Linked DNA regions of Homo sapiens: regions 1 and 2 are each linked to region 3. A link is a contact called in ENCODE Hi-C or POLR2A ChIA-PET data. All regions are on one chromosome and are shown on one strand. Each heading gives the region's core, a stretch centred on a gene start or an enhancer-like site at or near the end of the contact. The rest is flanking DNA. Distances are from core to core; before and after follow the strand shown. Region 1 holds the start of FZD4 (frizzled class receptor 4). Region 2 overlaps PRSS23-AS1 (PRSS23 antisense RNA 1). Region 3 holds the start of TMEM126B (transmembrane protein 126B).

What was found. A loop is a pair of places that touch in the nucleus more often than their neighbours do. ChIA-PET counts read pairs that join two places held with the same protein, here RNA polymerase II (POLR2A). Pooled maps may share reads with other maps.
Region 1: a pooled map shows a loop between it and region 3 (8-fold over the local background). The contact joins the promoter of FZD4 here to the promoter of TMEM126B in region 3. A Hi-C loop is called at or near these places in 1 of 37 single-sample maps with no recorded cell type and 4 of 50 pooled maps. POLR2A ChIA-PET finds 5 or more read pairs at or near these places in 1 of 52 experiments (PC-9).
Region 2: a map of PC-3 shows a loop between it and region 3 (5-fold over the local background). The contact joins the enhancer-like site here to the promoter of TMEM126B in region 3. A Hi-C loop is called at or near these places in 1 of 168 maps with a recorded cell type or tissue (PC-3) and 3 of 50 pooled maps. POLR2A ChIA-PET finds 5 or more read pairs at or near these places in 1 of 52 experiments (MCF 10A).

What each region holds. Positions count from the first base shown.
Region 1 is chr11:86,953,036-86,957,673 of GRCh38, reverse strand. It overlaps FZD4 (frizzled class receptor 4), which reads left to right and starts at 2,279. Exons shown (of 2, transcript NM_012193.4): 1 at 2,279-2,873. The coding sequence starts at 2,589. FZD4-DT (FZD4 divergent transcript) reads right to left here and starts at 2,053. Exons shown (of 3, transcript NR_038905.1): 1 at 1,962-2,053. RefSeq lists silencers at 1,552-1,701, 2,052-2,421, 2,552-2,601.
Region 2 is chr11:86,915,019-86,919,412 of GRCh38, reverse strand. The region is part of intron 2 of PRSS23-AS1 (PRSS23 antisense RNA 1); the gene reads left to right. It also overlaps a transcript of PRSS23 not described here. Among named protein-coding and RNA genes, the nearest start is that of PRSS23-AS1, 21 kb to the left of the region's middle. Within about 2 kb of position 2,957, at least 9 of the 41 ENCODE cell types and tissues checked have a DNase peak (open chromatin) inside an H3K27ac peak, as active enhancers do; they include PC-3, where a contact is called at or near this core.
Region 3 is chr11:85,627,343-85,631,456 of GRCh38, reverse strand. It overlaps TMEM126B (transmembrane protein 126B), which reads right to left and starts at 2,864. Exons shown (of 5, transcript NM_018480.7): 1 at 2,769-2,864. The coding sequence starts at 2,849. It overlaps DLG2 (discs large MAGUK scaffold protein 2), which reads left to right and starts at 4,113. Exons shown (of 28, transcript NM_001142699.3): 1 at 4,113-4,114. RefSeq lists enhancers at 2,597-2,676, 2,767-2,816, 3,067-3,256, 3,397-3,446, 3,527-3,686 and 1 more.

The DNA.
Region 1 (4,638 bases), core at 1,030-3,529, 1.3 Mb before region 3:
CTTGCAGGTCATCCCCCTTTGAGTAGCCCTCCAGACTCAGCCACTTCTACCTTCAATTCACCCACAATTCTCTATCTGTGCACTTAGCAAACTAAGTTATTGTTGTTTGTTAATCCTTTGTCTCCTCCTGTGAGATCCTAAAGGATGAGGATTATCTATTCATTTGATCTGTTCATCTGATTATATATTCATCTCTGTAACCCAAATGATTAATAGATCATTTGATCTCTACATCTGATCGTTTATTCATCTCTGTAGGCCAAGGGTTTTATGCATTACTCAGCACAGGCACACAGAGATTCAATCCTATTGCTGAGTACATTGATTTCCAGCTGGGAATTTTTTCTGGGAAAATAGCCCTGCCTTCCATCTTTGAAGAGCCTCTTCTGGGCCCTGGTTTGGTTGGTCTTGTCATTTTCTATTACTGTGGTTCTAGCCTCAGTTTCCTAATCTCTATAAGGAGCTAACGGAACCTCCTTCACTGGGAGTTTATGATGATGACTGGAGACAATGCAGCTTCTCCGTGTCCAACACAGTTCTAGGCACAGAGCCAAATACCAAAAAAAAGTTGATTCCATTTTTGCCCTCAGTCAAGTCTCGTTGCCAATATAAGAAGACTAAAAATACAAGACAGAATATGAGTGTCACATGAGTGGCACAGACATTCTTCCAACTTGCATCTAGCCTCTGCCATATGCCACAGAATTGGCTGAAATGGGAGGATAAAAACATGCATAAAACAGTGGCAAGTGTTGGACAAAAAGATCTCAGGAAGAGGGTGAAAAGCCTTTTACCCAGATCCTCATTCCGGGGCTGCTGGAGCTGTCTTTAGCACCAGGCTGGAAAGCAGGAGGCTGTCCCATAATTGATCTCCCCTAGCTGTTTTGGAAACACATACACACACACACACACACACACACACACACACACACACCCCAATCACCAAGTTCTTCAGCATTTATTATGTGTCAGACACTGCTAAATGATTTACAGGTATTATCTCACTGAACTCTTAGAACAACTGTGTGAGGTGGATATGAACTTCCCCACTTTACAGCCGGCCACTTTGAGGCTCAGAGAGGCACCATAGCTTCAACACAGTCAAGCAACAAGTAAACGGTGGAGGAATCCACCTGCTGGGAGTTTACTGGCCGACTGGAAAGCAGAGAGAGGGTGGACCAGCACAAAGCCGCGGGGGGCTGGTAATGAGACAGGAAAGTTGGGTTCAAACCTGGGTCACATGATCCCCAGATCCCTAGGAGCCGAAGCAGAAGCAAAGAAAAAAAGGGGTGCAGCCTGGTGGGGAGGGGGTGCCCGGGAGGCCGGGAGAGAGGAGTCACGGTGGTTGTGCGCCTTCCTCGTCCCCAGTGCACAGGTCAAGCCTCTCCCCTCCCGCCCTCTCACCCTCCCAACCTTATTTAGAAACCGTGTCCCCGAGACAGGAAGGGCGGCGGGCCGAGAAGCACGGAGAGTCCCGGTCTCATTTCCTTTCGAATCCCCCTGTGGAATTTCATTTCATACGGTGAGGAAATCAGAGCGCGAGACCGTCGGCGGGTCTGCAGCTCCGCAGCTCTGGGGCGCCTCCCCGCTGGCGGCTGGAGGTGGGCGGCTCCCTGCGCAGGTCGGGCGAGTCTGGGGGCGGGGAGAGGCCGGGCCCCGATCGCCGCTGGTCCGGAGTGAAAATAGCTGTGGACTCACGCAGTACCAGGCACCATGCTAAGCCTTCTACACTTTATCTCTAATCCTCCCAAGTGACTTTACAGAGGAGACTGACGCCGAGGGGTTGAGCAATTTGCTCAAGGTCACACAACCGGGACTGAAAGCCACAATCGGTGTAAATCCAAATCCCCAATTCTTTGTGTACGTTTCTCTGCCTGACGGGGAGGTGGCCACCGGCCTAGGTTACAGCTGAAAGGAGACAGGAAGGAAAGGGGGCAGATGGAACAGGGCGCACTTCTCACCTGCAGAAGGGGGCAGGACGGCGTGGCTGGAGCCACTGGGCTGCGTCCCTGCTTGGCCCCTGCGCGCCTAGATCCGGGTGGGAGGAAAGCAAGAGCCGGGAGGCGGGCGGGGCGGGGCGCTAGGGGAGGGAGGGAGGGAGGGGCGGCCGGAGGAGGGGGCCGGAGGGCGGGGGCCTGACTCCTCCTGCGGGAGAGCGGCCCCGCCCCGCCGCCTCGCCCCTAGCTGCCCACCGCGCCCGGCCATTGGAGAGGCCCGCTGTCCGTCCCGCCCCGCCGCCGCGCCGCGAGCCTCCAGCGCCGCGCAGGGCTCCGGCGGTGAGAGCTGCGCAGCGCTGGCTGCTGGCTGGCCTCGCGGAGACGCCGAACGGACGCGGCCGGCGCCGGCTTGTGGGCTCGCCGCCTGCAGCCATGACCCTCGCAGCCTGTCCCTCGGCCTCGGCCCGGGACGTCTAAAATCCCACACAGTCGCGCGCAGCTGCTGGAGAGCCGGCCGCTGCCCCCTCGTCGCCGCATCACACTCCCGTCCCGGGAGCTGGGAGCAGCGCGGGCAGCCGGCGCCCCCGTGCAAACTGGGGGTGTCTGCCAGAGCAGCCCCAGCCGCTGCCGCTGCTACCCCCGATGCTGGCCATGGCCTGGCGGGGCGCAGGGCCGAGCGTCCCGGGGGCGCCCGGGGGCGTCGGTCTCAGTCTGGGGTTGCTCCTGCAGTTGCTGCTGCTCCTGGGGCCGGCGCGGGGCTTCGGGGACGAGGAAGAGCGGCGCTGCGACCCCATCCGCATCTCCATGTGCCAGAACCTCGGCTACAACGTGACCAAGATGCCCAACCTGGTTGGGCACGAGCTGCAGACGGACGCCGAGCTGCAGCTGACAACTTTCACACCGCTCATCCAGTACGGCTGCTCCAGCCAGCTGCAGGTGGGCGCCCCCACCCCCACCCCTGGCGGGACCCCTTGGGGAGGGACGCTCCAAACTAACTTTGCAGAGCCCATGCCAAGTTGATCATCCTAGCCCGAAGGAGACAGCTCTCCTGGAAAAGTGATTTCCATCCCCACCCCCACTTTCTCAGGGACTGGAAGCCAAAACGTTGTGTAAGTCATCTGGCCTGGGAAAGAACCCACTCTTACACCCCGCCCTTCCGTTTTTCTCTCTTGCCCACCCATGTCTGGCCCAGACCCCTAACCCCAGTGGAGCTGAGGGTTATCTCTGCCAAGGATTCTGGCCGCCACTGCTCGGTGGGCGAGTGGGAGGGAGCCAGCTGCAGCTAAGACTTGGAGGGAGTGATAAGGAGACCATCCTTCACCGAACTTCCTTCTCCCCACTATTTTTGGGGTGTTATTAAATGAAACACTACTGCACCTTTTTCTGCTGAATAGCCCCTTCTCACGACGTCCCGCAGCGTTTTAGAGGTCATGCATGAAGGAGTGGTTGGGTTGGCTTGAGTTCTTTCTTATCCTCACAGTTGAAGGCACGTTTAATGCTTGGAGGGTGAGAAGAAGCTGCAGGAAGGTGGTTGGTATATTGGAAGAAATTTTTTTGCAGTCATTAAAAAATGTAAAGCATATCTAATGATAGAGAAAATGTTTATTCCACAGTAATAAGAATTTGCATATACAGGGTGATTATAATCCTGCAAAATAAAAAATTTATTGGGATAATAAAAGACTGACAGGAAAATTTTTAAAGTGTTAACATTGGTTATGTTTGGGTTGGTGAGGCTGGGTGATTTTTAGAAATTTAGAAAAGAGAGAAGTTGTGGGAAAAAGTAGACGTTAGTTGTCCAGGCTTCAGAAATCTGGTTTCTGGCCGGGCGCAGTGGCTCACGCCTGTAATCCCAGCACTTTGGGAGGCCGAGGCAGGTGGCTCACGAGGTTAGGAGTTCGAGACCAGCCTGACCAACATGGCGAAATCCTGTCTCTACTAAAAGTACAAAAATTAGCCGGGCGTGGTGGCGTGCGCCTGTAATCCCAGCTACTCAGGAGGCTGAGGCAGGAGAATCGCTTGAACCCAGGAGGCAGAGGTTGCAGTGAGCGGGGATTGCACCATTGCACTCTAGCCTGGGCCACAGGAGCGAAACTCCGTATCAAAAAAAAAAAGAAAAGAAAAGAAATCTGTGGTTCTGGCTGTAACTTCTGAGAGATAATAAACAGACATACAGCTTACTTACTAGGTGCATGTTTTTACATAGGTCATTTTAAAACTTGGTTTGTGGTTTTGGAAAGATGGTGGGGATTAGACCTGTTGCTGCTAAAATATCCCTTTGGAAGTTTCAGAACTTTAGAACTAGGTTATAAAAGCTTAAGAAATGATCCTCCAGCTCTCAGTTTGGAAACAGCACATATCCTGACATCAGTGGCAATTTGTTGGAGAAACAGCTTTTGCAGGGATATATATTTTTAATTACATGTATCCTGGGGAAAGCGGCCAAGCTGTTTTGAAGGACAAGACTGGATCCCTTTACATGCTGGAAAATAGTTACTTGTAACTCTAGACTTCATAGACAACATCTGTAAGGAGCCAAGCAGACTGTTTATCAATGCTGGAGGAATTGAGGACAGCAACTGGACTCTCCCCTGCTGGTACTGCAGTTTCAGCGACTTAACATTTACATTTTCCTATTGTGCTTCATTATTATTCATTGAGGAAACCTGGCCAAACAAATCCCTAGTGACCAGAGACCTCA
Region 2 (4,394 bases), core at 1,708-4,207, 1.3 Mb before region 3:
ATTCAAAGTGCTGGGCTAAGATGCCAGTGCCCACAACGAGAGAGTGGCCCACAGGGCCTCCGTCTGTGGCAGGCTTGAATACCCGAATAGAAAAGTATCAGGTAAAGGATTTCATTCTTTTTATGGCTCCAACTTAAAAAGAGTCTGGTTCCCAAGGAAAACAGGAAGCCAAGTTGCTCAGCAAAGAATTGGCTGAAACCTAAGTAGGACCCAGATAAAAACATTTGCTGGATGGAAGGATGTGGGCAAATTTCTGGGCCCCGCTGCTTGGGGATGGGAAGCTATGAGGCAGAAGACCCTTTGTGAAACAGTGACCCGTGCACCAGGCATTTTTGCGGATGTCTGGAAACTGCGAGGCAGTGGAGGAGTCATAAGTTAGTTGGTTTTTTAATTCCAACTAACTTTACTCCACCAAGTATCTCAGGAGATTTCGCCTATGCTCTTTGGCCTGACTCCCACTAGGCCCTTACTCCTTCCATGGTGGCTTCTACTGGAGCCTCTTTCTTAGTTCCCAGGTTATTAAAATAATAATAAATTCAAAGAGCTTTGTTGTTTTCTTAGGTAATATAATTAATATGCGCTCATTACAAAAATTCAGATACCAAGTAGCAGAATGAAGAAAATAAAAGACATCTGTAGTCTCTCCATTCAGAAATAACTGCTGTTAGCATAATGCTGTATACATTCAGGCTGTTGGCCTGTGGAACACCTGGTATATGTCCTCGGCCCTGGGTTTACAGCTGTAAAGCTGGCACACACTAATCTCAGCTCTCACAGAGCCTACATTCTAATTGTCTGGGAGAGACAGACAATAATATTTTGTAAAAAAGTAAAATATATAGGATGTCAGATTGTGGTAAATGCTATGAAGACAGAGAAGGGGATGGGGATTTTAATGGTGGTGAGGTGGCAATTTAAAAATAGGATATTCAGAAAGTGACATTTGAACAAAGATCTGAAGCAGATGTGGATATCTGGGAGAAGACTTCTTTCTTTCTTTCTGTACATAGACAATAATGCAATTATAACATAAACAATATATGAATACATCTTTGATTTAAAATCTTCAAATAATACAGAAATATATGGGAAACAAGGGAACAACCTTCTCACCACCCTCCTATTACCTTCTCCTCTCTCCCAATAAGCACTTTGGCAATGGTGTGTTCCCTGCCCAAGCTTCATCTCTGCATTTACATTCATTTCTGTATATACTGACACAATAGCTTTATTTTATTTCCTACGTAAATGAGCTCATCCTTTGTGAAGGTGATATCTTTTTATTTTCAGCAAAAAGAGTCGTCTTAACATTTTCTAAAATTCAAAGGTATGTGAGAGCTATAGGCCTCATTACTAAAAATGAAATAGCTAAATGTGATTGCTAAGTGTGGGTAAATGTTTTACTTCTTCCTTTGGGCTAATAATCTAGCATATACTGAATTCTATTGAAATAATTTGTTTCTGCCTCTGTCTCTGCTACTACACAGTGAATTTTTTGTGGCCAGGGAATTAGGTCTTCGCATCTATTAATTTCCTGTGCTTGGTGCAATGCCCAGCATGTGGTGTTTGGTAAATGAATAGGCAATCAATTATACTTTCATACATTACTGTGGAAGGCTTCCAATACTGGGTGAGATATTGGCTGAGATCAATCATCTGCCCTAATGTGGTCCAATCTTTTCTCCATTGAAATATCTATGTCACTATGGGACACAGCCACTGTGGGATGATAGCCAGGATGACTGTGGTCAGATCCTACAAATCAGATAGTCCGATTTTAAGCATTAGAATTAAAAAATCAAGTAATGAGAGCTACCTTTCATTCCTCTTGCTGCAAGAAAAGAGTTAGGACACAAATGTGCTAAGCACTTGACCTAACACTTCTTGTTCAAGACACAAAAGTCTCAATGAAGTAGATATTATTTTGTGGACAAGGAAACTGAAAATCAGTGATTAATATGGATATTAGTTAGATCCATTCATGTGTCTACCATACAGACTTATCAGATCTTAACATTTCCCTATGTTTGCCTTAATTTTTTTCCCCAGAAATATTACACCAGAGGCCCACGATCACAAATTCATTGATTGATTGAGACGGAGTCTCACTCTGTCGCCCAGGCTGGAGTGCAATGGCACAATCTCAGCTCACTGCACCCTCCGTCTCCCGGGTTCAAGCGATTCTCCTACCTCAGTCTCCCGAGTAGCTGGGATTACAGGCTTGTGCCACCACGCCTGGGTCATTTTGTATTTTTAGTAGAGATGGGGTTTTGCCATGTTGGTCAGGCTGGTCTTGAACTCCTGACCTCACGTGATCTGCCCGCCTTGGCCTCCCAAAGTGCTGGGATTACAGGCGTGAGCGACCGCGCCCGGCTCCACAAATTTAATTGCAAACATTGGATGGCACATTTAAAAAGCCACTTAAAACAACTTTGTCATTTTATTCAATGGACATGAACTGAGCCTCGGTGCTGGGCTAAGCTGTACGGATACAGAAAGGTATAAAGCTCTGTCCTTGTGCTCACAGGGACTCACTTTTTAGTGGGGGTGGCAGACGTATAAGTTTTACAGTTGAGAAACTGAGGCACAGAGAGGGGTGGTTACTCTTTCAAGAGGCAAAGCCAGGTTTATACACCGGGGGTCAAACAAGCTGGCCTCTTGGTGGACTGGGAGGCCCCTACACATTCCTGGTCTGTTGGAACAGTGTGGATTCTGAGTGGGGGCACCTCTTCTCTGGGTGGGTCCAACTGGGAAGGGGAGCCAGTTTGACACAATGAAGCCGAATCTGTGAGAAGCACTCATGAGTGTTTTTCTCTCTTTCCACTAACCATCTTTTTGCTGCAAAGAATTAAATTCTTTTCTGGTGACACACACTTCCTGTCAGTATGAGGCACACCCAGCCAGACAAAACCACCCAAAGTAAATGAAGAAAAATCCTTTTAATTCCTCTAGGTCCACAGATTTGGTTTCTGCTGGATTGTTGCCATTTTCCCAGGGGTAAAGCCAGAGGTGGATTTGGGGAACAGCAAATAAGAACAATACACTGATAAGGGTAACACCAGTGACATGAAAACATTCACTATTTATTATCTCCAATTAAAATTCCATATTCTTATAAAAGCAATTCTCATCATAGAAAACTCAGAAAGCTACCAAAATTCGTGTTTATGGGTTTTTTTTGTAAAAAGAAAACCAAAATCTCTCAGTCTAAACTACAATCACTTTAACATTTTGATGTATAAACTTTCTTTTTAAATATTATATTTGTATGCATTATTTATTCTGGTCTGGTCATATAACTTTATATGACAAATACTTCCTTATATATTATGCACTTTGTTTTGTTTTGTTTTGTTTTGAGACAGAGTCCTGCTCTGTCACCCAGGCTGGAATGCAGTGGTGTGATCTCGGCTCACTGTAACCTCTGCTTCCTGAGTTCAAGCAATTCTTGTCCCTCAGCTTCCTGAGTAGCTGGGATTACAGGTGTGTGCCACCATGCCTGGCTAACTTTTTTGTATTTTTTTAGTAGAGACAGGGTTTCACCATGTTGGGCAGGCTGGTCTTGAACTCCTGGCCTCAAGTGATCCACCTGCCTTAGTCTCTCCCAAAGCGCTGGGATTACAGGCATGAGCCACCACACCTGACCCATTATGCTCTTTCAAATATAATTACAAATATAATATTTCATTATACAGTTGCTCTATAATTTAGTTGGTCAATCTATTGTTGGACATTTAAATTTTCTATCTTTCAGTTACTATATTATTACCACTTTAGCCAGGCACAGTGGCTAAATATGTATTATATATAATTATATGTTATATATATATTACTTATATACATTATATATTAGTTTTATATATATAATATATATTATTATTACGACTCTAAGCAGATATTTGCCTTATTGAGTGACATCACCGGCCTCTTTTCTTACATTATCTCATTTCCTTATAAGCCTCCAGAGTAGACATTATTACTGTATTATTACTGTTTTATAAATGAAGGAACTAGAATTCAAAGAGGATAAAAAACTGTCCCAAGTTCAAAGCCAGGCTTTACACCTAAGTCTCTTTAACTCCTGAGCCAACACTACCTATTGCCACACTCTGGGTGTGCCTGGTGCTCCCTAACCCACCCTGAGTTTTCTGTCTTACCAGAACATCATTACTTGTGATGTAAGAGTTTTCTTCTACTCTCCTTTGCTCAAAAAACTTAATCCTAGTCTCACTCCTTTCATGTTCCCATGAATCCCCTGGCCTCTTAGTAAAATTCGGGTTTTCCAATTAAACGCTCTCCATTTTAAAGTTCCCAGGCAGCTGGACTGATGCGATTGATGGTTCCCAACTGCTGTGCCATGTGCTCTGGTCCTCCTTCCTTCTCAGCTGTTCCCA
Region 3 (4,114 bases), core at 1,615-4,114:
CCTACAATACAGACATTGGCTTTCTGATTTACACACTAACTTGAGAAATTGGTAGTATAATGATTATTTCTATACATATGAGCAAACTGAAGGTCTGAAAGGTTGGCTTGCTTGAGATTTAGTGTAGAAGGCTAACATACTGATACTGTTGCTGTTTTCCTCTCTCCTCATTCCGAGAAGGCAGTCAGGCTCTTTGTAGTTGTCCTCCTAGCTCTTCAGGTGGGGAGGTGGAAACAGTGGCTGCTTATTGACATCTCTATCCTCAGTTTCTCATGAAAGATTAAGTTCATTTTGGAAATCGTGTTTCATTTCCTAGAGAGGTAGGAGAGAGCAGGGATTGCCTTGGAGAATAGTGAGAGAGAAAAATCAGAAAGAGGGACACTGCTCCAGGAAGGGAACAGGCAGTGGATTGTGGCTACTACTTTGGAGTACATAAATTATATATCCAGTTCCCTATTACCACCTGTGGTGGAAGCAGAGCCTTTGCTAGAAATGGTCATGTGGTATAGCAGAGACCCATACCTGCCACCACACCCGGCTAATTTTTGTATTTTTAGTAGAGGCAGGATTGCACTATGATAGCCAGGCTGGTCTCGAACTCCTGACCTCAGGTGATCCACCTGCCTCAGCCTCCCAAAGTGCTGGGATTAAAGGCGTGAGCCACCGTGCCCGGCCCCAGAGACCCATGGCACTGGGCTCCTTGGTCGGAAGGTTCTTGTGTCCCAAGTGTGATGAACAGACAGCTGCCAATGTCAAGGGACCATGAAGACCTGGCCAGTAGCATCTTAACAGAAACTAGACAGGTTAAAAAACAAAACAAAACAACAACAACAAAAAAACAAACCCTGCACTCTCAGAGAGGATCGTTTCTGAATGTTTTGCTCTGGGCAAGACTCTAGAGTCTCTGTGAAAAGTCTTAATAACATTTGTTAAATCCAAACACGTGGTTGCAAATGTTTACCTACTACAGCAGCCAAGTGGAAGGTCTATTGCTGCTAAATTCAGTGCTTTTTACTCTTTTTCCTCCAGATTAGCTAAATAGTCTCTTTACAAATTTACACTAATCTCAATTTTAATGTTTATATTAAAGGGAAATACTAAATCTCAAATTTAAGGAGTCCTAGACAAGAGGATTAGAGGGGATAAAGCATAATGAACACACAAGATACTTAATAAATCAGTGGTTCTCAACCTTCAGCATGCACAAGAATCACATGGGGTATTTATTTGAAATGCAGTCTCATGAATTCCCTCCTGAGATACCTGGATTCAGCAGGAGTAGGATGAGGCCTAGAATCTGCATTTTAATAGCACTTAGTGCTTCTGATGCTGTAGTCAATGGACACATGTTGAATATCACTGTAATACTCATTTGCTGAATGAGCGGTATGTACCAATCCTAACTATAGAAGGCCAGTTCATTATACACAGTTCCTGGCATCAACATACAGAAGGTATGAGCTCCTTTGAACCTTCTTATGGTGTTACACAATGAGTAATAATGGACCAGTTTCTTTCTCTGCATCATGGCAGAAATGTACTCAATCTTTTTCTGTAACATTTCTGGAGAGGGCAGGGGGAAAAAAAGGTAAAATATTTTACAAATTACAATTTTTCAGTGACTAGACTTACATCTTTTCCCTCTCCCTGACACCCAAATGGAAAGTATAAGGGATAGTAACATCTAAGGGAGATTCTATACCTAACCCATCTATTGTACTAAGACATCTGCTGTCTTGGCAGACGTCAATAACATGAGTAACCATAAACCATAGATAAATTTTTGTTTTGCTCTCATCCAATTCATTGAAATCCTCCACCTTCCACCAAAAACAAAAAACAAAACAAACTTCCAGGCAATATCTTCTACTAATCTCCTACCTAGTCTACACCCTAAAGTCTCTATAGGGAAAACAGACACCCAGGATTATGATTACAGGACAGCAAATACTGAAATACTGGAAAGAACACAGGAAATATTTGAGTGCTTAAGCTTTGCAAGGCACTGTCAAAGACTCCAGTGCTTTCATTACACCCCTTCCCCCTTAAGGCCACTCAACTAGTCACCACGCTTATACCAGTAAGAGTGCATTTATGTAGGTTTATAGTTTGCAAATCATCTAACGGTTTTGTAGTGCTTTCATGTGTATTATTTTACCTAATAATAAATTTTTCACCTAATAATAAATTTCACCTTTAGAATTTTATTCAACATTCGCTCATAATTTAGGGAGCACGTGGTATATGCCAGACCTCCGGGTAATCAAGATACAGTCATCCCATCCTCAGGAATCCACAACGCAGTGGGAGTTCAGAACAAAAAAGCTGGCAATTTAAACACAGAATGAGAGAGTGACATAAACGAAAAACCCAACAACCTAAGAAAAAGCAAACAATCTAGCCAGAGGAAGCGTGGGAAGGCTTCCCGGAAGAAGTGACATTTAAATCAATAACCGAAAGAGAACAGTTTGGCAGGGGAGTTGGGACGGATAGAAGCAGGGAAATACTCCAAGTTGAAGAAAAAGCCTGTGCAAAGGCCTGGAGACAAGAGAAAACAAACTGCAGATAATGAGGACTAGAATTTAGGTCATCTACGTTCTCTCCGCCTCTTTCCACAGCAACTGGAGACTTAATCGACTGCTCCTTGCATGGACTTGGGAGCTGTTTTAACTTTTCAAATCTCCTTTAAAGGTATCATCTTAGAAGAGTCTGCCAACACTTTGAAGGTGCAGAAATCACCCCCCATACCACTTCGGATTTCCGCCTACCTTGGGCGCTTCCTCAGTTCCCACCGGCACCACACCTGAATCCCTTGGCTTAGTCCCAGCCTCATACCCGAACACCACCATTTTGGTGGCTCATGTGACTTGCCGGTGGGCGGGGACCCAGAACGCCCTGGGCGGGAAGTGGTGCTGATTTACGGCTCAACGCCTCTCGATTGCAGCCCGGGCCCGCCCCCACTCAGTCAAAAGCCGCGCCCTCCATCCTGACTGTGATTGGGCGCGGCGTCTAGAAATTACGGCCACTTATTCGCTTAGAGGAGGTCCAGGCGCCTGTGGGCCTGCCCCCCTCGCCAGCCGAGTATTTCCTTCCCTGACTATTTATCAGCTTAGCTCCCTGATCTCTTCGCGTCCTGCGGGAAAGATGGGGCGGCCCGAATGTTGTAATGTTACTGCGCTCCTGCCTCTCCTCAGGGCAGCTGGGAACTAGCTGCCTGCCCCTTTCAGTCCTTGAGGGAACTCGCCCCTTTGCCCTGGCCTGTGTGGTGTTAAAGCTCTGTTTCTCGGGCACCTCCTCCTCCAAACCCCGGACCAGCCGCCCAGCGCCGTCAGAGCAGCCCCGACTAGCCTCCTCTCCTCTCAGCCGTCTGACTCCTCTCCCCAGTCTGTAGTCCCCTCAATTTGCATCCTTTAGCCCCGCTTGGAAAGAGACCGGAGAGAAATTTGCCCACTACCCCCGCGAGAAGACCCACTTGTCAGCCGTGTCTCGGGGTGGGGGGCACTGCAAGGCCTGGCGCTGTTTTGTGCACGTTAAATGCCCAGCAGTATCTCCCAGACCGGCAACCCCCGACCCTCCAGTCTCCATGTCTTACAGAAGCCAAATTCGAGAGTTATATAATTTCTAGTGCTGCTGTTGCTCCTGCCTGAGGAAACACTTCATCGCGTGGAGGGTGCAGGACATTTCAGTGCTCTTCCCTAAAAGAACGGGGCTTGGGCAGGGGTGGCCAGCGGTGGCAAAGAAATGTCTTGTCTTTTCTGCAAAAGGAAGGTGGGTAGTTTGAAGAGAGATTGAGAGAAAAGGTGGATGTGAAAGCCAAGCAGCTGCACTTTCTCATTTAGGAAATCGCGGACCGTTTACATAGCTTATGCTTACATGTCTAATACTACTACGGCGTCTCTGAAAACACCTTTGGGGGAAGGTTTGGCTTCTCTCGAAGTCTCAGTGTTTTTCCTCGCCGGATAGGGAGCTGCTTGAATGCGAAGAGATGGCATGATGTGAATGACTCCAGTGTGAAGAAATCTGCTTCGCCAACTCATCCTGCATCAAGTGCCCATTGAGTAGCACTGTCACTTTAATGTCTCCATGCCAAGGGATTGCTTTCCTTTTTTTTCAA